Linked DNA regions of Homo sapiens: region 1 is linked to region 2. Evidence: read pairs that join two places in POLR2A ChIA-PET (ENCODE). Cell type or tissue: PC-9. All regions are shown on one strand. Each heading gives the region's core, and the rest is flanking DNA. Links, peaks and the distances in the headings are about the cores only. Region 1 overlaps RTTN (rotatin). Region 2 has its middle 23 kb from the start of CCDC102B.

Evidence for each region. Peaks named below come from ENCODE experiments on the same cell type or tissue, not always from the same donor. Only the 100,000 strongest peaks of a DNase experiment are listed, where the experiment ranks them.
Region 1: POLR2A ChIA-PET joins it to region 2 with 7 read pairs; 2 of 35 experiments call an interaction of 5 or more read pairs at or near these places.

Annotation. Positions count from the first base shown.
Region 1 is chr18:70,151,739-70,164,780 of GRCh38, forward strand. All of the region lies in intron 14 of RTTN (rotatin), which reads right to left. Among named protein-coding and RNA genes, the nearest start is that of RTTN, 47 kb to the right of the region's middle. In PC-9, for the core only: no CTCF peak of the experiment used is centred there; a DNase peak (open chromatin) is centred at 3,013; H3K27ac peaks cover 353 bases.
Region 2 is chr18:68,766,633-68,783,981 of GRCh38, forward strand. It overlaps a transcript of CCDC102B not described here. Among named protein-coding and RNA genes, the nearest start is that of CCDC102B, 23 kb to the right of the region's middle. In PC-9, for the core only: no CTCF peak of the experiment used is centred there; no DNase peak of the experiment used is centred there.

The sequences.
Region 1 (13,042 bases), core at 869-5,868, 1.4 Mb after region 2:
TCTGAAACCAAGATTTACTTCCTAAAATTGTCTTATTTTTCTCCAGCACCTTTATTTTTCTTCACATGATTATTCTAATCACCATATGACATATTCTAATGTGTCTATGGCCCTGGCTTTCTCCTCTTGATAACAATTCATTTTTCAGCTCTCCTTCCCACCACGAGTCCTCACAAGAGTTCGCTGTCCTCAGTCAGTACTTCCTCATTTGCCAAACCCTCTTCAATGCACATCAGCAGGACTTAGGTTCCTACCATTCCACAGGAGCTTCTCATAGAGGACACCAACAACCTCAACGATGCCAAATCCAACGTGTTCATCTCTGTTCTCATGTGACTCTTCCTTCTAACCTCTGTCTCCACTTCTGGCTCCCTCTGTTCCCAACTTCTAACTGGTTAGATCCTAGACAGCCTTCTCTTCCCTAGTCTCTCAGTAGTTGATCCTATCAAGGCTTGTGGCTTTAATATCATCTCTAAGCTGATGACTGAAAATTTTATACCTAATCTGGGCTCCACACTCCAAAGGTAGTGTGGTGCAATGCTTAAGAATATGGGCTTTGGAGTGAGCCTATAGGGTTCAAAGCCCAGTTTCACCACTTTTAGTTGAATGACCTTGGACAAATTCAAAGTATCTCCGTTTTCAGAAAGAGGTAGTACCTAGCTCACAGAGCTGTTAGGAGGATTCAATGAGATAATATACTTATAAAAGTACTTGATACATAAGAGTAAATGCTCAATAAATGTTAGCTGCTATCATTATCAATGAAATTATTAGCATTAGCATTATTATATTTAACAGTCTACTTAACATATGCACTTGATATAAAAAGGCATGTCAAACTTAGGTTCAAAACAGAATTCTACCCAATCCACAATCCCATATTTGGGACATCAATCCAACTGCTAGATCCAAAACCTTAAAATTCATCCTTGATCACTCTCTATCTCCTACTCTCATTATCAGCAAGACCAATTAGCTCCACGTCCGTAATACCTCCTAAATTCATTTCCTTCTCTTCATCTCCACTACACCACCACATCTCATCAGGGCTACTACAATGAAACTGGTCTTCTTGCTTCCATCCTGACCCCCTACAATCCATTCCCCACAATGGGAGAGTGATCTTTTCAGAAAGATCATCAGATCACGTTAAAATCATTCATAGCATCTCACTGTACTTAGAATACAATTCATAGCTTTATAATGTTTGGCACCCTGCCTACTTTTCAGACCCAATCTGGTACCATTTTTCTATTATCTCATTATACTGCCCTTCTTTTTGTTCGTGAAACACGCAAAGTACATTCTCACCTGAAAAGCAGAGGCTTTTCACCTGTTGTTTCCTCGGGCTAGAAATTCTCCCTCCCTCCCTAGCCAGCCTACATAAATTTAGTCCACGTTACTAGTCATTCTCTAGTCCTTTATCCTTTCATTGTCTTTACAACACTATTTTATTTAAAACACTATATACATTGAATGTATATGCAGTGTTGTAAACTATATATATATATACATATTCTATACATATAGTGTTATAAAGAAAACTATATATACATATATACACACACACATACACATACATACTTTTTATGTATTTAAGGAATTTTTCTTAATTATTACATACATCTCTCTCTGTCCCCTATCAGAATATAAGCTCTCTGATAAGGCTCTTTTCTGTACTTTATATCACTACAGTCTAGCATATGGTAAAGTGTCCAGTAAATATTGCTAAATGAATGTTAGATGTAGGTAACATGGAAGTGGTGGCCATTTAATCATCCCTAAATTTAAAAGCTATTTTACCTCTTTACCATACCGTCCTCAAAGTTAAGTCTTACAATAAAAAGCTAACTTGCCTCTTCAGAAAAAGTAACCTCCACATTACTAGCACGCTCCTACATTTAGGTAGGTAAAGCTGCAGCAATGCCTTGGAGATTTACCAGAAGACACTGGAATAATATCATCTGACAGACATAGCCAATTAAAGTGAAATGCCTTTACAAATCCTTATATCCAAACCAAGATACTATATCTTTATGACACAGGGGCTAACTACAAGAAATCTCATCATTTGGAGCTTTTGACTTGGATTATTATAACTCCCTGATAGTAAATACACATGAATTTTTTAAAACCACATTGCACTATACAGATGATTATCTTTTGTGACAAAAGAAAAATCACAATATTTTGCAAGAACAGTGTCAACTAATATAAATTTCCAAATAGTTAACAAGAAAATAAAACATTAAATGAAAGTTCACATTCTTTTATTTTATCTCCTTCTACAACTAGGATAATAAGGCGAGTTTTAACAAAAAATATTCTTTCAGTTTAAATTTTGCAACAAAATGTATGACACTTGGTTATAAAAACTATAGTATATTAAAATTTAGAATTTTCAAAATTACTAAAATTCAGTGCATTTTTTTTAAAAACAAATTCGAAACTGACACATACATATTTATTTCTGACATTCCTTTTTTCCTATCATTCTATGACAGGAAAAATTATCTGGATGTTAATTTTTTAGAACTCCTCTAAAAAATTAACATCCAGATTATTCCTACTTGAAATTCATCATATACCAAAATGATCATATACATCAATAACTCAATTTACACCAAATATTTTCCTATCTGCAAAAATTTTTATTTCCAATAATTATTTAAAATCTGCCTCAAGAAAGATATCAAATCGTATTCCACCATTTTAAATTTCGGGGTATAATAACTATCCCAAATACAGTGATCTTAGTTTCTTGACCTATTTATCTCAATGATACTCACCTGCCCTATAACTGAGGACCCCTTCTCTTTTCACTTGTTCTACCTCTAAAATCATAAATGTAGGTTTCTAATCTTCTTACTCAACTTGAAATATGGTCCTTCTTTGACCTCCAGTCCATAAACCCTTCTACTTTCTTCCCTGTAGTCTTTACAGCCTTTGGTTCTACAGTCGACATGTCATTTCAACTACTCAGCTCACTTGCACCACAGGCATTCCCTCCTCCCCGACAGCAATGAAATAACTCAACCCTTGATTGATCGCAAGGTTCACATTCCCAGAAACCACACCAGCTAGCCAAAGATAAACATGCAAAGTAGAAGAGTCTCCCTATTAAGATTATAGACACAATTGACTAAGCTCTTCATGCAGCCCAAAAATGCTACTATTTGATATTATCAAATATCTACTCATATTAGTCATTTCACACATTCAACATCTCACTTTCAATCTCAAAGAAAATACAGACTCAATAGAAGGAGGCTCCTGCAACTTCCTGTGATATCTAAGCCCACCTAACCCCAATTAGCCATCATGTTCAAGGTCCCACCGCCTTCAACTTTCAAAGGCACTAGCTTCTTTTAATTAGCTACTTGCTACCCACTATCTTCAATCTTTCCTCCTCTGATTCTTTTTATTATTTCAACATACACAAATGAAAATGTAACTTCATTACAAACCCCTTCCAAGGTGCATCACCACTAACTGTCAAATCCCTAAAGGCAAGGCAGAAACAAATATACAACCACCATCTAGAGAATACAAGATCACAAGAAAAAGCTACCCTGCCAAAGAAGACCTGAAAATCAAAATAACAGTATCTGCTAAAATAAACAACATAAGGAAGATTCAATAGCCATAACAAGTGGGAGGATTCTAATACCATAATCTAAACAAGATTATAAAATAAATATGTTTAAAATTCACAACAACACAAAAGAAGAAACTAGAGGACTTGTTCCTGGCCTTGAGCAGCTCTTAGGGAAGTGGCAAGTGCAACAGGCATGGAGCAGCCCACTCTTGCAACGATCCTCTAGGATCCTAACTATGGGAGACCCCATGACCTGCACAGACCTTTGAGTTGCAAGGGAGAACTGCCCAATGAGTTGCCAGAGACAGAATGCCAGTCTGCACAGAGCCCAGAGGGTCTGGCGCAGTAATGGCTGCAATGGGGCATGGCCATAGGTGCCTGTTGCGGGAAGTCAGGGACCCCGAACGGAGGGACCGGCTGAAGCCATGGGAGAAGAATGTGGATTGTGAAGATTTCATGGACATTTATTAGTTCTCCAAATTAATACTTTTATAATTTCTTATGCCTGTCTTTACTGCAATCTCTAAACATAAATTGTGAAGATTTCATGGACACTTATCACTTCCCCAATAAATACGCTTGTGATTTCCTATGCCTGTCTTTACTTTAATCTCTTAATCCTGTCATCTCGTAAGCTGAGGAGGATGTATGTCGCCTCAGGACCCTGTGATGATTGCGTTAACTGCACAAATTGTAGAGCATGTGTGTTTGAACAATATGAAATCTGGGATCCTTGAAAAAAGAACAGAATAACAGCAACGTTCAGGGAACAAGAGAGATCACCTTAAACTCTGACTGCCGGTGAGCCGGGTGGAACAGAGCCATATTTCTCTTCTTTCAAAAGCTAATGGGAGAAATATCACTGAATTCTTTTTCTCAGCAAGGAACATCCCTGAGAAAGAGAATGTGCCCTTGAAGGTGGGTCTCTAAAATGGCCCCCTTGGGTGTGGCCGTCTTCTATGGTCGAGACTGTAGGGGTGAAATAAGCCCCAGTCTCCCATAGCGCTCCCAGGCTTACTAGGAAGAGGAAATTCCCATCTAATAAATTTTGGTCAGACCGGTTGCTCTCAAACCCTGTCTACTGATAAGATGTTATCAATGACAATGGTGCCCAAAACTTCATTAGCAATTTTAATTTTGCCTGCGGTCCTGCGGTCCTATGATCTCGCCCTGCCTCCATTTGCCTTGTGATATTCTATTACCTTGTGAAGCACGTGATTTTTGTGACCCACACCCTATTTGTACACTCCCTCCCCTTTTGAAAGTCCCTAATAAAAACTTGCTGGTTTTGCAGCTTGTGGGACATCACGGAACCCACCGACATGTGATGTCTCCCCCGGACGCCCAGCTTTAAAATTTCCCTCTTTTGTACTCTGTCCCTTTATTTCCCAACCCAGCCGACACTTAGGGAAAACAGAAAAGAAACTACGTGACTATTGGGGCAGGTTCCCTGATAGGTGCCCATCACCCAAATCTTGATATACTCCTCTAGGTGGCTTTAGCCTTAGTTCGCTGCCAGAAGTAGAAAGAGCAGGGCTATCTTTCCCACAAGACTGGGCCAACCTGATCTGAATGCCACCCTGTCTGCCAGCCTCTCAAAGGGTCCTGTCTGTCTCACTAGCTTGCAACACAGCCTCAGCTGCCCTGCCGAAATGCTCCCCAACAGCCACCCCATAGGTCTTTTGCCAACAGCCTCTGCCTTCCTGTCAGAGCGCTTTTGCAAGCACACACCCACCCACAGCCAATACCTACTGGTGTGCACTTGCCTGCAGCCTCCCCTGCCAGTGCGCACTTGCCCATGGTTACCCCCACCACAAGTGCACTCTCCCAAAGCACCGCCCCACGCCCCCCCAGAGCACTTTCTCGGGCAGTCACCATCGGAAAGTTGTTGCCAGCAGTCTGGGAACATCTCGGCTCCTCCAGTGCAGCAGATGCTTGACCTCAAGGGACCAGAAATCAAAGCCACTGGCCTGTTCAGTGCACCCCCAGGGTTAGAGCACACAGCCCAGGGGTGCTGAGCTGAGCTCTGGCCCTGAAAGCACACAGAAACCAAGCCAATTGACTAATCCCAACTTATACCACAGTAAAATCCTCAATGGCATCAAATAATATAAAAGCAAAAGGCCCCATCCAAAGTACAGCAACTTCAAAGATTAAAGGAACATCTGCCCACACAGGTAAGAAAAAAACAGTGTAAGAATTCTGGCAATTCTAAAAGCCAGAATGTCTTCTTATTTTCAAATAACCACACTAGCTCCCCAGCAATCGTTCTTAACCAAACTGAAATGGCTAAAATGACAGAATTCAGAAGCTGGAAGGCAAGGAAGCTCGACAAGATATAGAAGAAGGCTGAAGCCCCACCCATGGAAACCAGTAAAATGGTGGTTTGATCCATGATTGGATCTGACACAAACATTTTAAGTAAGAACAAAACTGAACTTCTGGAAACAAAAATTTCATGATAGGAATTTCATAATGCAATTGGAAGCATTAATAACATAACTGAGGAAAAAAATCTCAGAGCTCAAAGACTACTCCTTTGAATCATCACAGGCAAACAGAAATAAAGAAAAAAGAATTAAAAAAAAAAACTTCAAGAAATATGGGATTATGTAAACAAAACGAACCTAACACCCATCAGCATTCCAGAAAGAGAAGGAGAGAGAGCAAGCAACTTGGAAGGCATATTTGTGGATATTTTCCACGAAAATTTCTCCAACCTCACTAGGCAGGTCAATAAGCAAATTCAGGAAACTCAGAGAACCCCAGTGAGATACTATTCAAGATGACCACCCCCAAGACACATAGTCATCAGATTCTCCAAGGTCAACAGGAAAGAAAAAATCTTAAAAGGAAGCTAGAAAGAAAGAGCAGGTCACATATAAAAAGAACTCCATCAGGCTAACAGCAGACCTTTCAGCAGAAACCTTACAAGCCAGAAAAGATTGGGGACCTATAATCAGCATGCTTAAAGAAATTCAAACCAAGTATTTCATATCCAGCCAAGCTAAGCTTCATAAGCAAAGGAAAAACAAAATTATTTTCAGAGAAGCAAACGCTCAGGGAATTCATTACCATGAGACCTGACTTACAAGGGGTCCTCAATGGAGTGCTAAAAAAGGAAGCAAAAGACCATTACCTGCCTCCACAAAAACACACTAAAATACATCTCCCACTGACACTATGATGCAACTATACAATCAAGTCTACGTAACAACCAGCTAGCAACATGGCGACAGAATCAAATCCTCACATATCAATACTGACCTTGAACATAAACGGGCTAAACACCCCACTTAAAAAGCACAGAGTGGCAAGCTGGATAAAGAACCAAGACCCAACTATATGCTGTCAAGAGACCCAACTCACATGCAGTGACACCCACATGCTCAAAGTAATAGAATGGAGATAAAGATCTATCCAGCAAACAGAAAACAAAAAAAGAGCAGGAGTTGCTCTTCTTATTTCAGACAAAACAGACTTTAAACCAACAATGATCAAAAGGATAAAGAAAGGCATTACATAATGATAAAGGGTTCAATTCAACAAGAAGATTTAACTATCCTAAATATAATGCACCCAGCATTGGAGCACCCAGTCATAAAACAAGTTCTTAGAGACCTACAGAGTTTTAGACAACCACAAAATAATAGTGGGAGACTTCAACACCCCACTGACAGTGTTAGACAAATCACTGAGGCAGAAAACTAACAAAAATAGTTGGGACCTAAACTCGACACCTGACCAAATGGACCTAGGAGACTCTACAGAGTACTCCACTCAACAAAAGCAAAACACATTCTTCTCATCTGCACACAGCACACACTCTAAGATCAACCACACACTCAGCTGTAAAGCAATTCTCAACAAATTCAAGAAAACCGAAATCATACCAACCACACTCTCAGGCCACAGTGCAATAAAAATAGAAATTATTACCAAGAAGATCTCTCAAAAATGATACAATTACAGGGAACTTAAACAACCTGCACCTGAATGACTTTTGAGTAAAGAATGAAATTAAGGCAGAAATCATAAAATTCTTTGAAACTAACAAAAACAGAAACACAATATATCAGAATCTTTAGAACACAGCTAAGGCAGTGTTAAGAGGAAACTATACAGCACTAAATGCCTATATGAAGAAGTTAGAAAGATTGCAAACTAACAACCTGACACCACACTTAGAGGAACTAGAAAAGCAGGAGCAAACCAACCTGAAAGCTAGCAGAAGAACCAAAATCAGGGCTGAACTGAATGAAACTGAGACACAAAAATTCACACAAAAGATCGACAAAACCAAATTTTGGTTCTCCAAAAGAATATACAAGATTGATATATCATTAGCTAGATTAATAAAGAAAAAAAGAGACAATCCAAATAAACACAATCAGAAATGACAAAAGTGACATTATCACTGACCCCACAGAAAGACCCTCAGAGACCATTAAGAAAAACTCTATGCATACCAAATAGAAAGCCTAGAAGAAATGGATAAATTTCTGGAAATATACAAACTCCCAAGATTGGACCAGAAAGAAATTAAAACCATGAACAGAACAGTAATGTGTTCCTCCAAAGTTGAATCAGTCATTAAAAAATAAAAAAAGCCTACCAACCAGAAAAAAACACTGGGCCAGACAAACTCACAGCCAAATTCTACCAAATGTAAAAAGAACTGTTACCAATCCTACTGAAATTATTCCAAAAAATGAAGGAGGAGTGACTCCTCCCTAACTCATTCTATGAGGCCAGCATCATCCTGATACCAAACCCTAGCAGAGACACAACAAAAAAAGAAAACTTCAGGCCAATATCTCTGATGGACATAAATGTAAAAATTCTCAACAAAATATTGGTATACTGAAACCAGCAGGACAGCAAAAAGCTAATCCACCACGATCAAGTATGCCTTATCCACTGGATGCAAGGTTGATTCAACATATGCAAATCAATAAATGTGATTCATCACATAAACAGAACCAAAAAGAAAAACCACATGATCATCTCAACAGACACAGAAAAGGCTTTTGATAAAATTCAACATTCCTTCTTGTTAAAAACCCTCATCAAACTAGGCATTGAAGCCTCAAAATAATGAGTTATCCATGACAAAGCCACAGCCAGTATCATACTGAACAAGCAAAAGCTAGAAACAGTCCCCTTGAGAACCAGAACAAGACAAAGATGCCAACTCTCACCACTTCTATTCAATATGCTATTGGAAGGCCTAGCCAGATCAATCAGGCAAGAAAAATAAAAGGCATCCAAATAGGAAGAGGAAGTTAAACTCTCTCTCTTCACAGATGATTCTATACCTGAAAAAAAAAAAAAAAAAAGAAAAAACCATATTCTCTGCCCAAAAGTTCTTAGAACTGATAAATGACTTCGGTGAAGTTCCAAGATATAAAATCAATGTACAAAAATCAGTAGCATTTCTGTACTCCAATAACATCCAAGCTCAGAGCCAAATCACAATGAGAATTGTAAAACACTGCAGAAAGATATCAGAGATGACACAAATGGAAAAACATTCTCTGCTTATGAATAGGAAGAATCAATATTGTTAAAATGGCCATACTTCCCAAAGCAATTTACAGATTCAACACTATTCTTATCAAACTACCAATGTCATTCTTCACAGAATTAGAAAAAACCATTCTAAAATTTATATGGAACCAAAAAAAGAGACCGAATAGCCAAAGCAAACTTAAGCAAAAAGAACAAAGCTGGAGGCATCAGACTGCCTGACTTCAAACTATACTATGGGGCTACAGTAACCAAAACAGCATGGTACTGGTACAAAAACAGATACACAGGCCACTAGAACAGGTTAGAGAACACAAAAATATAGCCAGACACCTACAACCATCTGATCTTTGAAAAGACAACAATAACAAACAACGGGGAAATAACTCCCTACTCAGTAAACAGTGCTGGAATAACTGGTTAGGCGTATTCAAAAGATTGAAACTGGACCCCCTTCCTTTCACCATATATAAAAATCAACTCAAAATGGATTAGACTTAAATGTAAGACTTAAAACTATAACAACCCTAGGAAATACCATTCTGGACACAGGTCTTGGAAAATATTTCATGATGAAGTCTCCAAAAAAAGCAATTGCAACAAAAACAGAAATAGATAAGTGGGACCTAATGAAACTAAAAAGTTTCTGCACAGTAAAAGAAACTATCAACTAAGTAAAAATATCAACTAAGTAAAAAGCCTACAGAATGGGAGAAAATATTTGCAAACTATGCATGTGACAAAGGTCTAATATCCAGAATCTATAAGGAACTTAAATCAACAAGTAAAAAACAAATAACCCCATTACAAATGGGCAAAGGACATAAACAGACACTTCTCAAAAGAAGACATACACACGGTCAACAAACACATGAAAAAATGCTCAATATCACTAATCATTAGAAAAATTCAAATCAAAACCACAATGAGATATCATCTCATACCAGTCAGAATGGCTATTATTAAAAAGTAAAAGAATAACAGGTGTTGGCAAGGTTGGAGAGAAAAGGGAACACAGTACTATAAGCCCTATACACTGCTTGTGGGAATTTAAATTAGTTCAGTCACTGTGGAAAACAGTTTGGAGATGTCTCAAAGAAATTAAAACAGAACTACCATTTGACCTAGCAATCCCTTACTGGGTATAGACCCAAAAAAATATAAATCTTTCTACCAGAAAGACACATGAACCCAGATGTTCACTGCAGCATTACTCACAATAGCAAAGACATGGGATCAACCTAGATGCCCATCAACAGTGGATTGGATAAAGAAACTATGGTACATATACATCATGGAAAACTACTCAGCCATTAAAAAAGAATAAAATAATGTCTTTTGCAGCAACATGGATGCAACCAGAGGCCATTATCCTAAGTGAATTAACACAGAAAAACCAAATACAGCACATTCTCACTTAGAAGTGGGAACTAAACACTGCGTATACACATGGATACAAAGATGGGAACAACAGACAGTGGGGCCTACTTCACAAGGGAAGGTGGGAAGAGAACGTATTAGCCTATTCTCACACTGCTATAAGGACATACCCGAGACTGGGTAATACATAAGGAAAGAAGTTTAATTGACTCACAGTTCTGCATGGCTGAGGAAGTCTCAGGAAATAATCATGTCAGAAGGCACCTCTTCACAGGGCGGCAGGAGAGAGACAGAATGCCAGCAGAGACAATGCCAGATGTTTATAAAACCATCAGATCTCATGAGAACTCACTCACTGTTAGAAGAACAGGATGGGGGAAACTGCCCCCATGATTCCAATTACCTCCTCCCACTGGGTCCCTCCCACGACACGTGGGGATTACAGAATTACAATTCAAGATGAGATTTGGGTGGGGACACAAAGACAAACCATATCAGAGGGTGAGGATCAAAAAACTACCTATTGGGTACTATGCTCACTACCTGGCTGACAAAATCATTTGTACACCAAACCCCAGCAGCACACAATTTACCCATGTAACAAACCTGCACATGTACCCCCAACCCTAAAATAAAAGTTGAAAAAAAAAAAAAAAAAACAGAAACTAATGAAAGATTACATGAAAAAAGAACAAGTCAGTTAAAGAAAGCAAAGAAAAGGTATAGACATGAAAAACAGTATAAGTGATAATCAAAACTTGATAAATTTAAAAAAAACTATGATGGGAAATGACTTTGCACCCATTAGGATGGTTACTATTATTAAAAAAAAAAAAAAAAAAAAAAAAAAAAACAAGGCCAGACACGGTGGCTCACATTTGTAATCCCAGCACTTTGGGAGGCCGAGGTGGGTGGATCATGAGGTCAAGAGATCGAGACCATCCTGGCCAACATGGTGAAACCCCATCTCTACTAAAAATACAAAACTTAGCTGGGCATGGTGATGCACGCCTGTAGTCCCAGCTACTTGGGAGGCTGAGGCAGGAGAATCACTTGAACCCGGGAGGCAGAGGTTGCTGTGAGCCAAGATTGTGCCACTGCACTCCAGCCTGGTGACACAGCGAGACTCCATCTCAAAAAAAAAAAAAATCCAGATAAAAAGTATTGCCAAGGATGAAGAGAAACTGGAATCCTTGGCACTGCCAGTGGGAACATAAAATAGTACAGTCACTGTGGAAAACAGTAGGGCAATTCCTCAAAAATTAAACACAGAATTACTGTGTGATCTACCAATTCCACTTCTGGGTATATAAACAATTGCAAAAAGATGGAAACAACCCAAATGCCTATCAACGGATGAATAAACAAAATGTAGTATAGGATGAGTGTCCCTTATCTGAAATGCTTGGGACCAGAAGTGTTTCAGATTTTGAAATTATTTGGATTTCTTAATATTTGCATTATACTTTCCAGTTGAGCATCCCTAATCTGAAAATTCAAAACTGGAAATGCTCCAACGTGCATTTCCTTTAAGTGTCATTTCGGCACTCGAAAAGTGTCAGATTGTGGAGCCTTTTAGATTTTGGATTTTCAGAATTGGAGTGTTCATATATACAGACAATAGATTATTATTAAGTCTTAAAAAGGAATGAAATGTTGATACATGTTACAACATGGATGAGCCTTGAGAACATTATATTAAGTGAAATAAGCCAGTAACAAAAAGACAAACACTGTATGATTCTACTTATATGAGTTACCTAGGGACCTCAAATTCATAGAGACAGAAAGTAGAAAGGTGGCTGTCAGGGGCTGGGAGAAGGGGAGAATGAGGAGTTATTGTTTAATGACTATAAAGTTTCAATTTGGGAGATGGGTAATGGTGATGATGGTACAACAATACGAATGTACTTATGCCACTGAATTGTACACTCAGAACATAGTTAAAATGGTAAAATTTTTTCCTTTTTTTTTTTTTTTTCCAGAAATGAAGTACTCACTCTGTTGCCTAGGCTTGAGTGCAGTGGCATGATCACAGCTCTCTGTACCTTGACCTCCCAGTCTCAAGCAATCCTCCTGCCTCAGCCTCCCAAGTAGCTGGGACTACAGGCACATGCCACCATGCCCAGCTATTTTTTTTTTTTTTCTTGTACAAACAGGATTTCCCTATGTTGCCCAGGCTGGTCTCAAACTCCTGGGCTCCAGTGATCCTCCTGCTTTGGCCTTCCCAAATGCTGGGATTACAGGCATGAGCCACCACACCTGGCCTAAAATAAATTTTATGTTATATATACATATCACCATCAAAAAAAGTAAATTAGACAAAGCTGAGGAAAGAATTAGTGTACTGAAAGGATAACACTGAGAAATTCTACCCAAATAAAACCTAAAAAGATGTGGAAAATATGAAAGAAGGCTTAAAAGACACAAAGGGTAAACTAAGAAGGTCTAACACAGGTCTAATAAGAGTTCCACTTGGAGAAAACAGCAAGGATAAGAGAAAAGCAATATTCAAAATAAGCATGACCAAGAATT
Region 2 (17,349 bases), core at 5,269-10,268:
TACTGTTCTGAGTCAGAGTAATTCCTGAGTCTGGTGGCCCCTTTCTTTATCTTTTCATTTTGGATACTTTGTTTTGCCAGCTGAGAAATACCTTTCCAAGGAAATCAAAAGGTATGAGTCTGGCTGGTGTGCCACAGGCCTCAGTTGAAACTGACATATTAGATAGTCAAGAGGTAATAGCTCAGAGAAAGCAAAATTATGAGTTTGGGAATTAAAAGAAAATGATACTGTTTTGAACTTTTATAATTTTTTTTGTAAGATCTGGTACATATTACTTCATTATTTTACATAACACTGATTGAAGAGGCAAAGATAAATGCTGTTTTTCCCCATTTCGTGGATAAGAATGTTAAAACAGAGATATTAAACTGAAATACACACTTCGGTAAATGCAGATTATAAAACTGGAAATGTAATATGCTCCTTGAAATAATTTTGAAGGTAGTATTTTCTCTTACTAGCTGGGTAAAATCCATACTAGGCTAAAATTCACTGTTATGTAGAACTTGGCATTCTGTTTCTGCTTTGCTGTTAATTTACTGAAGTGAGGAAACTCATTTCTTGTAGTGTTATGGACTGAATGTATGTGTCCTCCCAGACCTCATATGTGAAGCTCTAACCCTTGGGAGGTAAGGCCTTTGGGAGGTAATTAATCTTAAATGAAGTCATGATGGGGGAGCTCCTATAACGAGGTTAGTGCCATTTTAAGAGGAAAACACCAGAGCCTTCTTTCTGGGCCATGTGAGGATAGAGCCAGCTGGCAGCTGTCTGCAAGCCAGGAAGAGAGCCCTCACTAAGAAGGAATCCACTGTCACCTTGTTCTCAAGACTTCTGACCTCCAGAACTGTGAAAAATAAATGCTTGTTGTTTAAGCTTTCCAGTCAGTGGTATTCTGCTATAGCAGCCCAAGCTGATGAAAACGCTTGTAGATCCACATTATACTGACCAAAGTTGCTTCATACATGATACTAGAACCTCATGCAAACGATCTTTACTATGATTTTTAGAAGCAGTAAAAGGTCATAGTATCTCTCTGAAAAGCTCATTCATATCATTATACATATTTTACAAAGAATAGTGTAATAATAGTTGCTTATGGTCATATAAAATTTTACACAAAAATTTATCAAGATTTATGTTAAATATATTCAAGTTTTTCTTCCACAAAATACATTTTAGTAAAAGGTGAATCATTTATGACAAAATATGTGCAAGTGTTTTTCAAATTGTTATTTATTTATTTATCTTAGGTATATTGAATGAATGAAGAATTAAAATTTGGATTTCCAGTCATTATGATTATACTTATATATAGTTTAAGAATAAAATATAAAAATGATAGTAGTTGAAACATTTATTTTTGGAGGTTGACATTTTTCTAAATCTTTTTTTGTGGTTTGTCAATCATCAATATGCAATTTAAACTATCAGGCTAATTTATTACAACTGGTAATCACATAATGAATAGCATTACAAATCCATTCTCTAATGGAAGTCTATAGCAATTTACAATCAGAGAAGAACTTTAAAGAATAAAGTTATTGATTCCCTGTTGCATAATAGGAATTATTAAACCAATAATAAACCAAGGTCTCCTCTGAAGGCAGCAAAGACAGATGGATTTCACTATCATAGGGACAGTAGTTATTCCCCTAATGATAGCCTTTTCCAGGGTTTAACTGCATATTCTGCCAGAGGATACTCTTGGTTTCACCATTTATATTCTAATTTTCAGATCAGAAGAGCAGCTGGTAAATATCACTTAGAATAAACTTTCTATACTTAAACATGTACAGTCATGACATTATTCTTTGTCTTCTTCCAGGGGTCTGAAGCTGAGTGCCTTATTGATCTTATATTCTCTTATTTTGCATTACTGATTACTTTCCTATGAAACATTGCACAATTTATAAATTATTTAGCATGTAACTACTCAATAGCAAATTATAATATTTAGTTACCAAAGTCAAAATCACAGAAGTTCAATATAGTGAGATTTGATATTTTTGTTTAATGTAAATTAAATATGTATGAGCAAATTATTTTTCTTGCCTCAAAATACCATATAAGCTATACTTTTAGGTTAAAACTATATAAATAGATATATCAATATTTATTTCTTATTTTATTTAATTAATATTTATTGGATTAGTATGCACTGAACATATAAGATATAGTGTTTACTCTGTCAAGTAGCTTTCAGGCTGATGAGGGAAATATGGATAAGAATTTCTTAAACTATTATAACAAGTAATGGAAGTTATCACAAAGGCATAATTTTAACTAGAAGAAAGGGGAATGAGGTAGCAAGGAAGGTGAAATGTAAAGATGGAATTGATGGCTGAATTCGGTGGTTCACGCCTGTAATCCCAGCACTTTGGGAGGCCGAGGCAGGTGGATCACCTGAGGTCAGGAGTTCAAGACCAGCCTGACCAACATGGAGAAACCCCATCTCTACTAAAAACACAAAATTTGCCGGGCATGGTGGTGCATGCCTGTAATCCTAGCTACTCAAGAGGCTGAGGCAGGAGAATGGCTTGAACCTGGGAGGCGGAGGCTGCGGTGAGCCGAAATCGTGCCATTACATTCTAGCCTGGGCAACAAGAGTGAAACTCCACCTCGAAAAAAAAAAAAAAAGATTGAATCGATGGGTAAATATATTTTTCATAAGCACAGAAGGGGATGAAAGCTATTATAAGTATGCTCTTCCCATCAGGAAGGCTTCACCTACTTGATCTCATCTAACCCTTATTACCTCCCAAAGGCCCCATCTCCAAATAACATCATATTGGGGGTTAGAGGTTCAACATATGAGTTTAAAGGGTACACAATTAGGTCCATAGCACACCTCATCTTCTGCTTTTCTCCTCTCATTTTCTCCAACCCTACGGTTCCTCCTGGAATGATCCCTAGATAACCTCCCTCCAATCAAAGCCTTGGGCTCTGATTTCAACAAGAAACCAGAGTAACTAGTTGGCAGTGGAAAACATACTCTCAACACGGGATTGCAAAACTCACTGGCAGCTAGGCAAGAAGACTGTGAGTAGTAATAAGGAAGGCTATGAGTTACCAAAAAAAAAAGCAAGATCTCTTCCAATAATCTGAAAGTAATTCTTCTGGCTAAGATACACAGACCGATGCTAAAATCAAAAACTGAGGCTGTAGAGATAGAATGGGAACAGATTATGTTGATCCTTAAAGGACATATTGAACTGTTTGGCTTTTCTCCTGAAACAAATGAGAAAGCACTGAAGGATTTTAAGCTGTAGAACAATATGGTCATATTTGCATTGAATATATTAGGATGAGGAACAGATTAGAGAGGAATAGGTTGCAGTAAGGGAGTATTCCAGGAGGTGGGTATAGAGGCTACTTCATTAGTCCAGCTGGAAAAGATGATAGCTTGGACTAGGTGTTGGAAGCAGAGACCATATGAACTTTTCTAAAACCTTAAAGAAGAGCATCTCCACATTTAATGAAAGATTTGATCAGATGACTATAGTGGCTCCTCTGCATACACCTTTGAGGGACCATGTGAATATTTCACTAAGAGGTAAGAAATCTCTTGTTAAAGAAATCATGATTTCCTTAAGTTTCTTTTGCTTTTAAATCTCCACTAGTTGATGCAATACAAGAAAAACAAAACACCTAGTTGTGTATTCCACATAGTATCAGTCAGCTACTGCTGCCTAACAAACATTTCAAAATTCCAGTGGCATACAAAAATTAGCATTTATTTCTTATGTATCCATGTGTCAGTTGATCTAGACTAAATACTTAATTTCTTTTAAGACATGGGCTTAGAAATAACAAGGTGCAACTTACCTTATTCCACTGGATAAGACAAGTTTATTGAATTGGGGAAGTGTACTCTGCTTCCATGACGCCAAGGCAAGGTTGTGGATGCATCCTCCTACCTCAGAGGGGGGAGAATTGTGGCTAATAATTCAACCTATGGTGAAAAATTAACTAGATCATATTCTGCTCAGTAAAACCTGAAAGATTTTCAGCAATTCCTTTCACTGCAGTTCTTCCTGTACCATTTAGTCAAAAGTGATTTATTCCTGTGTACATTGTTTTTAATAGGATGGTTGATGCATTTTATTACAAGGAAGCCTGTGTAATTTTGTAAAGTTTTTCTTAAATCTCAAAGTTGTAATATATCTTGATGCATAAGAGCCAGGCTTTGTAGAAGAAAGAAGAAAGAATTTTCTGTGAATTTAACAAGCTGAGTTTTACAGATTTAGAGCGAAGCTCAGAGTACTCAGCATGGTGTTTTAAACCATCAAAGGAAGAATATTTAATATGGTAAAATACCAAATACTGCATCACCCTGAAAGAAACAGAAGTTCAATCAGTAGGTTAAAATAAATGGTTCTGCAGGGACCTAGATTGATATTAATGCTGATAGAGTAAGGAGACCTTTCAACTGAGAAGATAGATTTGGGGAATTCCCAGATTTGGGATCTTGTGCCTGACCTTCCAAAATGCAACAGGCAAAACAACATAAAATCTGTTTACATTATCAATGGCTGCATGGTGGTGTTTAGGTAAATGGTCCTGCAGGCAGCTCCATAGTTTTGATACACTCCAGGGTGATGTGGTCAAAGCAACCAAGACTTCCCAAGCCCTGCAAAGGGGAGAGGATGTTCTTTGGAGATACGTTGGGTCAGGATGAGAAAATGTAGACTATGTGACTAGTCAAGATAAGAAGCTGTAAGAGGGACTGGTGATACCTGTGGCATGTATCACTTCTAAACATGTAAAATCATCAGGGACGTAGTGTGTCAGGGTGCAAAATAACGATGACTGAACATGGCCCAGGGGTTAGATACTCACCTCTTCATCTCAGGATAAATACAAGTCACACACACTTAACTACTTAACTGCCTCACCTTATCTTGCTCTCTGGGGTTTAGGTAACCCTTATGAAAAAGGAAAGGATAAGGAGGTTTGGAGAAATCTTGGGACCACTTCTCTGTAAGCGAGGAGCGGTAAGGGCTAGAGAGCATGGGCCTTGAAATTGTGCAGACATGTGGCTGTGGATACATTTGAATATCTGCTAACAGAATATCAATTTTCAACTGCAATGTGACTGAGTTGCCTTGAATTGGGAAAAATAAGAGCTTTCAGCCATCAGTGAAAGTAGGGGTTAAAATCAAGGTCACTTAGAAGCTGAATTTACTTATAAAAAGAGAGACTTACATTTATGTACATATGAGTTGTTACTCTGAAATACACACACACACACACACACACACACACACACACACACATCTTCTGGAAATAAAGATTGTCAAGATACTTATCTGGTCAGAGTCTCTTAGGTAAATAGGTCTTTCCTGTTTCCAAATGTTTTAGAATTATTGTTTCACCATGCACTTTTAAAAATCTTTATAATTTCATTTCTACACATTTCCAAGGTGAGTGATAAATGTAATAAAATGCAAAGTCAAATGTAAGGAGGAGCAGCATCAAATTCTTCTCCCATGATGACAAAGATCCAAAAGTTCTCAACCCCAAATTTGAACACCTTGAACTGTCAATCAAAATTAGAAATTGCCAGAGCCTTGTACAAAATCTAGTATCGTTTAACACAATGACTTTTTTTTTACTCAGTGAATTTTTGTACTGAAATCTTTTTTGTTGCCAGCACAAGGTGAAATGGAAAGTTGGAAATAATATGAAAAGCTGGTAGCATAGGCAGCCAAACCAAATAATTAAAACAAAATCATACTCAGCAACATATTTTTGGAACTTGTAGAGTACAAATTATCTGCAGCTGTGAATAACTTCTAATATTTAAGTAATGAGTGAAATTTTTACTTCTTGACCCAAACTGTCGAGCTTGGCTCTCTTCATAAGATCTATGGCCAACTTTCTGTTTTGCTTTGAACTTTACAGGTTTGGGCAAAATCTGGACTCTTAAGAAACGAGAGAATTCTAGTTCTTTTGTAAAATTAAACTGTCCTATTTAAAAAGTTCTTTTGTTATTCCTTGATAGATGTTATCTCTTGATAAATTATTTAAATTGATAAAATGTTAATTTTATGTTTACTTGGAAATTGAAATTTAGAAATAATTTATCTAGCCCAAGGAAAGAAGGAATGTTAGCAGAGTATAGCCAGACTTTTCTCCATCACTCTAAACAGACTAATTAAAAGAATGGCTTTAGTATTTTATCTGGGAGTGTTCAGTGAAACCCTTTTCCAGAGTTCTCTATAGTTTACCAGAAAAATTTCAGAAAGAAAGAATATAAAGGACATGAAAACTATGAGAAGAGAGAGAAATAGCAAACCAGTGTGAGTCTGTAAAAGGGAGTTAAAGCTTTCTGGTTAAGTGGTAAGAGGGCAAATGAATGTTACAAAGTTTTAATTCCTGAGACATAAACCATAAAAAGCTGAATATAAAATAGAAGCTAGAAAGTTAAGAAAGGATTCAATCAATACCACCATGCCCTCAAAAACATGTCATTAGCCATAATAATTTATTCCAAACAAAGGTATTTTCATTCTTGGAAACAACATTTTCAAAACTAGAAAAAAAAAATGCCAAGTCAAAAGAATCGGATTGAGTTCCTTCTTTTAGAGGATGTCAACAGCTGTAAATAATTTGCACTCCAAAAGTTATAAGAATGTGTCTGAGTGAAATAGTATAATAGTAACATGGCAGAGGAGCCTGGGAGAAAGGAAAGGTTAATTTAATATGCTCTGAAATATCCAAGAAGTTAGTTTGCTTCATATGCAGTAAAGAGAAGATCAAGTTTATCTAAAATGAAGTTTTTAAAAAGTTACTCTTCTCTGACTTATTTTTTCCATAACACAGTTTTATTTACTGTACGTACTGGAATTTATAAAAAATTAAATGACTAAATTGCCTCGTTATATTGTACCCTAATATAAATGTATTTTAATTGTAAATTAGTACTTAAATATGATTGGTTTTGAAGCACTGCTTAAAATAATTTTATTTGTTAAAATTGAATACAATTTTCCTTTTTAATAAAAGCTATATTTTTCAAGTACGTAAAATGCAAAGTATATTATATTACTTATTGGCTATCATTAAGACTAACGGTTTTGGGAGCTATAAAATCATTATTTAATTTTAAAAGATAGTTGTCTGAAATATAAACATGTTGACTTGTCTTAAAATATTTGGGTGGCAAAACACCCAAATGGTATGACTGATTTCTTGAACAATGAAAACAATAATAACACCATGAAATAGTCAAATATTTATATTAACTCAGTCACACATTTTACCCAAAATTGAAATTTTGCTTGTGCTTAAGAGTAAAAACATTTGCAAAAATGTATGCCTTTTCTTTCAATAGTACCTATAATTTGTTGAAGGGTTATGTAAAAGTGATCATAATATCATTAGTTTAAAAATATGCCATACAAGAAACACACACACACAAATTAAAAATTAGGCAGGTGGTTTACTAACATTCTGCAATAGGCACCTTTGAAGTTATAATTTTTATTCATACTGAAATTGTTCCTTTTTAATCTTAGTATCTTTCAATGGGAAATGATATTTTGAGACAACTCTGGGTGTTAGGGGTTGTCTTTGATACTGGATTTGTCACTATTCCTAACTTTTTTCACTTAACAAAACTAGAGTATATAAATGTATATGTATATGTTTATAAATAAGTATAGTTTTATATAATAATTATATATGTATTTATATACAGTGCAGAATGGAGTCACATTGATGCTTCCATTCAAAATCAGGACCAGGGTTTCTATTAAACTCTTCAGTCTCACATCTGTATCTCTTTTCTCCGTGTTGCAAATCCTGGTTCTTGACAACAGCAGGAATGGTAGCATTAGCTTATCATGGTCCACAAAATTTCTCATTTGCTTTATCTGTAATATACACACAACAGTCTCAGAATAACAATGTCAACACTACCACCAAGAATATGATTACAGAAAATAACTAAATATTTTACAGCTATTTTTGTCAAATTATTGTGATTTAAATAACTTAGGATTATTGATCACTGTGTGTCTACATGCCACTAACTGAATACATGTTTAAGCTCAATTGCTTAGTTTCATTTTAGAATTTTAGAGATTGATTTATTTTTAATGTAATTTTACATGGTCTCAAAGTTGAAACTACAAAAGAGGTAAAATCAAAATTTAACTTCTATTCTTTACTCTTCATTTAATAATCCTAATAGTTGTCATTTTAAAATATTATCATTTACTTTTAATTTTAATATATATTAATAACATAATCAGTACCACTTATACTTTTCATTTGAAATATTATAGTTTTTCCATTTATTTTAACATATTATACATAAAAGAGTTAAAATATATGCTATATACATATTTGTATATGTACACATAATCATGTGTTGCCTTTCTTCTTTTCTGTTTTTTTTTTGTTTTGTCTTTTCACTTTGTATTCTAGACATCACTTTATAGTCACATATAGAAATATCCCTCATTCTTTTTTACAACTGGAGATTATGTTGATATGCTACTAGTTATTCATCACTTCTAATATTGACAGATATTTGTGCTATTTCTAACATAGACTTTTAAAATAATTTTTGCAATGAATGACCTTCTTATACATTTTTTGTATTTTCACCAGTTTACCTTTGTTATATATTTTTTAAAGTGGCAATATTGCTACATGAAAAGTAAAGGTATATTTAATTTTGCTAGATAGTGAGAAATTCCTTTTATTATATAAGGTCATTTTCAGTTGTTTAGTTAGTGTTTGATTTAGATAAGATCTATACATTGTGTTTGCTTGATATGTATTTTGTCTCTTTTCCCTTGACATTTATTTATTGTTATAACCAAGTATGGAATTTAATTTTTTCCTCTTCTCTATATTTCTTATACATGAAATGATAGATTTAGAGGTTTAATCTCACTTAGGTTTTCTTGGCAAGAATACTACACAGGAAATGCTGGTATTTCCATCAGGAAACGTGAAAAATAGATTGCTTTCCTTATGTGATGCTAGTAGGCATCGATAACTCCTGGATTTTTTTTTTTTTTTTTTTTTTAAGGAGTCTTGCTCTGTCGCCAGGCTGGAGTGCAGTGGCGTGACCTCGGCTCACTGCAACCTCTCCCTCCTGGGTTCAAGTGATTCTCCTGCCTCAGCCTCCTGAGTAGCTGGGACTACAGGCGCCCGCCACCACGCCCAGCTAATTTTTGTATTTTTAGTAGAGATGGGGTTTCACCATGTTGGCCAGGATGGTCTCAATCTCCTGACCTCGTGATCTGCCTGCCTTGGCCTCCCCAAGTGCTGGGATTACAGGCGTGAGCCACAAAGCCCGGCCCCTGGATTCTTTATTAATTCATGATATGCAGAGTGATGATACTCTAATTCTACTGTAATATATCTTTGATTATTTCTTCTCTCTGTTCTCTGTGTCCATTTTTGGGCATTATGAGTAGATGACTGTTGTATATTTCCACATTGTCCTGTACATTTCTTAACCTCTATTTCATAGTTTCCATCTTTTTTATCTGTGGAGTGTATTCTGGGTTTTTCTTTGGCTTATATTTTCAAGTTCACTAATTGTCACCTCAGTTGGGTATAATCTGCTTATTAACCATTTCCAATTAATTTTGAAAATTTCAATCATTTAGTTTTTATATTTAGAATTCCTATTTATTTAAAAACTACTTGGACATTTTTCATAATTTCTTGACTTTGCTATATTTTTAAGATATAAAGACACACGCATGTGAGTGTTCCTTGTAGCACTCTTCACAATAACAAAGACACGGAATCAACCTAAATGTCCATGAATAGAAAACAGAATAGAGAAAATGTGGTACATATACACCACGGAATACCATGCAGCCACAAAAAAGAATGAGATCATGTCCTTTGCAAAGACATGGATGCAGCTGGAGGTCATTATCCTTAGCAAACTAACTCAGGAACAAAAAACAAAATCTCGCATGTTCTCACTTATAAGTGGGAGCTAAATGATGAAAACACATGAACACAAGGGAACAACACACACCGTGGCCTGTCAGAGGGTGGAGAGTGGGAGGAGGGAGAGGATCAGGAAAAATAACTAATGGGTAATAGGCTTAATACCTGAGTAATGAAATAATCTGTACAAAAAAAAACCCTATGACACAAGTTTACCTATGAAACAAACCTGCATATGTACCCCTGAACTTTAAAGTTAAAAAAAGACTTATTGATACACATTGAAAATAATTATTTCTGGTTAGTCTCAAAGAATTCTAATACATAAACTTTTTGTAGTTTTTATTGTATTACCATTTTTTTCCCGCATTTCACTCCTTACATCCTTTGTGGTACTTATATATTGTGTCTCTGTGTGTGTTTGGCTGTGCAGATAATTTTCCTTGGAATTTTACCTATAGGAAATATTTGTGATCTTGGTTGAATTTATTTACATCAGTTCCGTGGGGAAATTTTGAACTCAAAACCATTTAAAAATAATTTTGCTGAGAACTTTTTGATTAAGCAGGTAGCATGAAGTAGAGCTGCAAACTCGTAACAGGTTCAGCTTGTGTTTCCATGTTTTAAAGGACTATTTCTCCCTTCAACACTCAATACAAGATCAAGACGTACACATGTCTTTGCTGTATCTTTCTTCTCAGTAGGTGAATTGATCATTGACTTTTAGTCTCAAGTTATAGTTATTTTGGATTTCCACTTTTATATGAGGGTCTGTGCTGTTGGAGTCCCACATTGTCAGTTTCTAGGCTTTCTCTCCTCTCTCTTAGGCCCTGAGAAGTCCTCAAAATGGGAGTCAAAGTTACCAATTTTAGGCAAATACCTTCACAATGAAAGTTGACTTTAGCACTCTTTTTCTCCTTGATTTCTAACTTTCACTTCATGTTGGGCCTAATAATTCTTAGTTTCCTTACAGATCAACAAAATGTTATTTCTCCTTTTATTCTAGCTACTTAAAATCTTTTTCTTGGCATGGGTTAAAGGGGGTATTTAGATCTCTATGCTTGCAGAAAAAGAAACTATGTTATGGTATATGGAATTTTAAAATTGGTATAAATGATAAGCTATTCAAGTAAAGGAATTACTATGTCATGTGCCTCAAATTAAGCAGATTAAAGAGTAACTCGAAGAGAGTCTTGCCTGGAAGTAAATAAACAAATAAACAGAAATAACTAAGAACAGTTTCCTAAATATGTCAGATACAGTGATTGCAATTGTTTTTCAAGGGAGAGAAGAGATTCAAGGTTGACAAGTATATTGCAATGAATCAAATGGGAAATTTTCTTCGATTTTTAAAGGAAGATTCCCATTACTTGCTGTTAGGTTACAGGTACTAGATTCAAAATTAGTTTAGAAACTATAGAGCTTGCATAAGGGTATTCATTAAACCACTGATCCATAAGTTTAACAAGTGAGGTAACATTTTCAGGCAAGGAAATGGGAGACATAACCCAAGACCAGCACCTACAATCTAACAGCAGAACAACTTTATGACCGTCAGATGTGCTTGGGACTCTAGAAGAGAGTCAACGTTTTCCCTCTCCATATTCCAAACTGTCGTAGTATATTTCTTTTAATTAATGGCTAAAGTTACTGGTTACTGAGTTCAAAATCTCTCTTTGCCAGAAAAGGAACTTTCTTAATTTTCCAAAAACAACACCATCCATCTTTTTCTAAGATTTGCCATTTCTTTTTCATCAACTAATTTGCTCTTTAGGAATTCATATTTGATTTCTACCATTTCTGTATAAGTTTGATTGCCAGAAATCCTTTCTTTTAGCTCTGACACTATTACATTTATAATTGAGTAGCTGCAACACTGTTTTATGTGAGATGTACCCGGTTTTAGTTTGCCGTCTCAGCAGATATTGCTGATTCAGAGATAAACAGGATTTTGGATGTCATCAGGTCAAATCTTTTTTTTAAAAATAAGTAGTGAACAAACAAAGACTAAGTCACAGTGAATTGAGAAACTTTCCCTAAAGTCACTCAGTTAACTGAAATATGTTTATGTTAAAAAATTCCCAAATCCCGCATGCATAACTGATTGAATAAATCATATGCTTATTCAAAGAGCATTTATTGAAAACCAAATGCTTATCAAGCTAATGTGCTGGGAACTGGGGATAAAAAGGTGAACAGGGCATGGGAACTGCTTTGAAGGAATTCAGACTTGGGGAAGCAGAACCATGAAGAAATAGTGATGACTTCTGGTCAAAGTGATTTCTAGTTATAATCTACAATGATGAAAAGGAAGAAAACCAGAAAAAAAAAAAAAAACTGTGAAAACCTAGTACCAGAATTTTGAAGTGAAGACTCTTAAAAGGTAAATAGGGTGGGTATATGAAAAAGGAACCTGACTTATTCTAAATTTGGATAGAGGTTATTCTGAATAATAATAAGAAGGTTCGTTATGCATTCCTGTTTAACGACACACACTATCCAGAGAACTGGACAGCCATCCTTTTTTCTACGAGGTTGACAGATGTTCCCAAATACCTTGCCCTCATCTCCCAGTAGCTTGATAAACAAAAAATAAAAATGCCCAAAATTTACTCTGCTAGGAAATTTATGTGCATACACACGTGTTTGTGTTTTTATAGGTGTGTGAGCTGACAGAGCAGCAGGAAATTATGAGATGTATAGTCCTCACCAGGAGAGAACTATAGGAAGTAGGCCAACAGGAAACCTAGTAGCATAGATGCTGGGGATTATATTTTTTCCTTGTACCATGTTGCTTAAGGCCACATAGTCTAAGGATTGCTTAAGTCAAAGATTGCGTAAGCATAGCACAAAGATTGCTTAGTACAAAATTGCTTAAGGCAATTGAAAAGTATGAAGAAAATAATAAAGATTCATTTATATTTTAAAATCTCACCTTTCTTTTGTATTTTCATAGAAATTCAATAATGTACATCACATGTTAGCACAACAATACGTCATTATATTTATAAATAAATTCAGTACATTTATTTATGTCATGAGTTCTTACGGAATATAATTTGATGATTGTTGCACAATCAAAAATGTTTGGAGACCATTAAAGTAGAGAAGCAGAAAATCATGCAGTGAGGAAAGGAAAAAATCTAAAAAATATAGGTGACTGTAGAGATGAGTTACATTATTGATTCTACAGAGGCTTGCTATTGATTATAAGGAGCTCTGATAGCTTAGGCAAACTTGCTGCCTCACACATGGGTTGATTTTTTAAAAAGAAAACAATTGTATTGAGCTATAATTCACATACCATACATTCCACCCATTTAAAATGTACAGTTCAATAGTTTTAGTATATTCACAAAATTGTGCCACCATCATCACAATCAGTTTTAGAACACTTTTATCAACCAAGATAAAATAAAATTAAGAAAGAAACCCTGTGTGCATCAGCAGTCACTCCTGATCTCTCGCTATCCTCAACTGTAGGCAAACAATTATCTACTTTCTATCCTTATTTATTTGCAGATTCTGCACATTCTATATAAATGAATTATACAATACGTTGTTTTTTTCACTGACTTCTTTTACTTATCATAATGTCTCCTAACTTTCTCAATGTTTTAGCATGCATCAGTACTTTATTGCTTTTTATTGTTGAATTATATTCTATTGAATTTATGTGCCATGATTTCTTTGTCCATTCCTCAGTGAAAGGGTTGTTTCTACTTTTTGGCCATTATGCATAATGCTGCTATAAACATTTGTGTACAAGTGTTTGTGTGAATGTAGGTGTTTATTTCAGTACAATTTTAATTTTGGGGAACTGCCAGACTATTTTCCAAAGCAGCTGCACCATTTTGCATTCCTCCCATCAATATGTAAGGATTTCACCTCCACATTTTCATCAACACTTGTTTTTTTTTTTTTTGCTTCCATAAAAGTTTATTCACAGACACTAATGTGAATTTCATGATTTTCATGTCATGAAATATATTTTTAATTTGTTTTCAATCATTTTAAAAATCATTTGTTATGTTTTTATAATCTTAGCTATTCCAGTGGAAATAAGGTAGTATCTCCTTGTTGCTTTGATTCACATTTCCTAATGACTAATGATGCTGAGGTTTCCGACAGGTGGATTCTGACAGTTTTAACAAGTCTTTCCGTGTTTCTGGGCCCTACTCTACCATTTTGGCTGATGTTACTTGGATCAGAAACATTTTGCATTCACCTGGAAGGCAGTCTCGTCACAAGTCTGTGTCAACTTTCCTATCCTTCTGTCATTATACAGTCTGAGGAGAATGAAATCAGTGTCAGAACAATAACATAATTATAATCACACCAGATAAGCCAGAAGTGAGTAGAACATTGGAGGGCTTATTAAGACACATGGTCTACAAACTCTGATGGAAAAAACACTATCATATCTCTGAAAGTTTTAGGGATACATAAAAACACATTCAGATTAGTTCATCTTGCAACTAATTAAGCATAGATAAGCATAACTTATCTGTTTTTGTATGTATCATCTGTAATTGTTGTTAGTAACAACATCATGATGTTGTTAGTAATTGGCTAACAACATCATGAAAAGTACAAAACAAAATGCCTTCATTACTTAGCTGATTATGGAGACTGTGAGTGGTAGTCTTCTTTGTGCATATTTATATTTTCTGATTTATTGAAAAGAAACATCTATGACTTATGTAATATATATTAATTTTATACAAGAATACATTTAAGTTCTCAGAAAATTAATAAGAGAAGAATGAGTGGGTGGACAAAGAAATTTGGATATAGAATTTTTTGGCTGAATTCAAGATTCTTTATCTGTAACACAATAATTTTATTAGATTAGTTATTTTCCAAAGTGCTCCTTAGAGTCTGGGGATTCCATGGATGACCTCCAAGGGCCATTGTTGGAGGAAATTAGATGTGAAGAGAGTTTCCAAGTGGGCAGGTATCCAGGCTGTCCTCCAAGAATTAATGGGAGAAGTTTCACTTTTGACATCCGTGACTTCTGTGTAATATATAGTTTAACTCTTAAACAAAAGTTCTCCATTACTTTAAAAACATTTGAAAGCCAATGTGATAAATAATTTCTTAGGTTAATTTTGATTATATGCCATCAAAATATTATTATTTTGTTATTTTAAAAATTGTCTAGAGCTTATCTGGATTTGGCTTGTATAATGATTTGTGGAATAAATAGAAGACAGAAAGATTGGGTTATAAGTATTTAAAATTTTTTTTATAATAACATGTATTGCTGAGCCTTTGTAGATTATTTTAGTTAAAGTGAGAAAATGTTTTAATTTCAATTTTTAAGATCTAAGAGATATAACTAGAATAACAGTCATTGAGGTATTTTTGAGGGTTTCTAGAATTAGACAAATAATGTAAATACTGAAGCTACTTTTATTATAGCTATATTGTGTAAATAATTTCTATCATTTAACCAGAAAGTGAAATTTTCTGATTTCAGTGAATAGGAATGCAATTTCTCTTTGAAGAAGCAATAGCAGTCTTGTTCTTTTACTGCCCTATCAAATACATTATCATCATTGAATTTTCTTAGAAAGATGGTTAATAATGTTTATAGGTCCAAATTTTCATTTTTGTACTTCTAGGATTTGGATTAAATTATGTATTTTTATTCCGCTTATCACCCAAAAGTTTATATTTTTACTTATTTGGTGCATTTTAGAGTTCATGAGGAAAATCAACCTATACACCTCTTTGTCCTTGTTGTGTAGGAATATAATGAAATAAAATCACCTTTCAAATATATATATATATATACACATACACACACACATATAAAAATGTAATGATTTATTCCTTTTCCTCTTCTCTCTCAAAGGTTTTTGAAGTCAATACAAGCTATGTCTGTGTATAGGAAAGTATGCCATGGAAATATTAGTGCTTTATTTAATTAGCTAATTGCACTGCATATTTCTTTTTCATCTGAATGGATATTTTTGCATGTCCTCTGCTTTGACATCAGAGTTATGATATCCTCAGCTTTTTTCGATCTGGATCAGGGGTGCATTACCCTCCTACAGTTCAGAGACACTGTCTTCACTCTCTAATTTCCAGTAGTTGGAAATAAAAGATTTGACTTAATCAGCATTGATTAACCAAAACTAAATGAAATCTTGAGGGAAATTTGTTTGAAAGTGTTTAGAATGAAAATAATATTCATTTTTCATGTTTGTGGTGTTGTGCTAGTCATGTTTCATAATACAGTAAAAATATTCAACATTGTTTCTAAAAGGCAAAGGCCATATTTTAATCACAGGACTGATTAATCAGCACCAAACAAAAACAAAAATTTAACCGTATGTGAGGCCATTCTTTTTTAGTGTAATTGAATGTATGCCATTATTATTATTATTGTTACTATTGTTATTATACCTGCCATTTACATTTAATGAGTGTTTACTATCTGCCAGGCTAGAGATTCTCTTTTGCAGATTCACAATCATCTTTTCAACAACTTACTGGCCTCGTTTTGCAGGTGAGGTAATTGGTATCCAGTGGAGGTTGGTACGATTGGTTCGCTTATTTATCCAGCAGTCCTGGCCTGGGAAGGCTCCTGTTTTCAGTCAGGTTTCCCATTGTGATATGTGGGTGGAGAGCAGGTAATCAGGTTCTAGATGTCCATAATCTAAACATAAGAAGTCTTATTTTTGAGTAGATTCCTTAAGTGTGTTTCACTAGGAGTGGAGAGCCTCTTTCCTTTATTTTTTAGTGCTTGTTGCAGTCTTGAAGTTTCCTAAAACTTTGTGATGTGTCTCTCCCTGTCCCTTGTGCTCATGCTAGGAAGCCTCCTCAGAGAGTGATCTACTTCATTCAAATGTCACTTCTTCCAGCATTAGACTCTGCCGTCCAAGCAGCTGCTGTGTGTGTGAGCAGAGAGAAAAGGTCCCAAGCCCTGTGGTCAGGCAGGCAATGCATTGATAATCCTGATGGTTTATACCTCATTGGTTTGGGTTTACACTGCACTTAGATATTCTACCAGATACTTTGGGAAGACTGACTTTTACCTTGTTGACAGCCTTCTCTTTCAGATATTGGGTGATGTAGTTTCCCATGTTTAGATGTCCCTGTCATCAGTTCCCATATATTTTTGGTGTTTAGAAAGTCCCAAAAATGTCTTGTCTGATTTACATCAGAAGATGTAAATCACCCTTTCTTGATTTCACCATTGTTAGAGGCTTATTTTTAGAGCAAGAGCAATACTTTTATGTTATGGGAAATAGGAGAGGAAACATACTATACGGAGCCTATTATATTAAATTAAAGTCTGCTGATAACATTTATGAGTGTTTTTGAGTATAATTGACTCAGGTTTAACAGTTGATACTCAAGACTAAACTCCATGTTTTACTCTTTCTCAAAAGGAAATTGTATAACAATTCT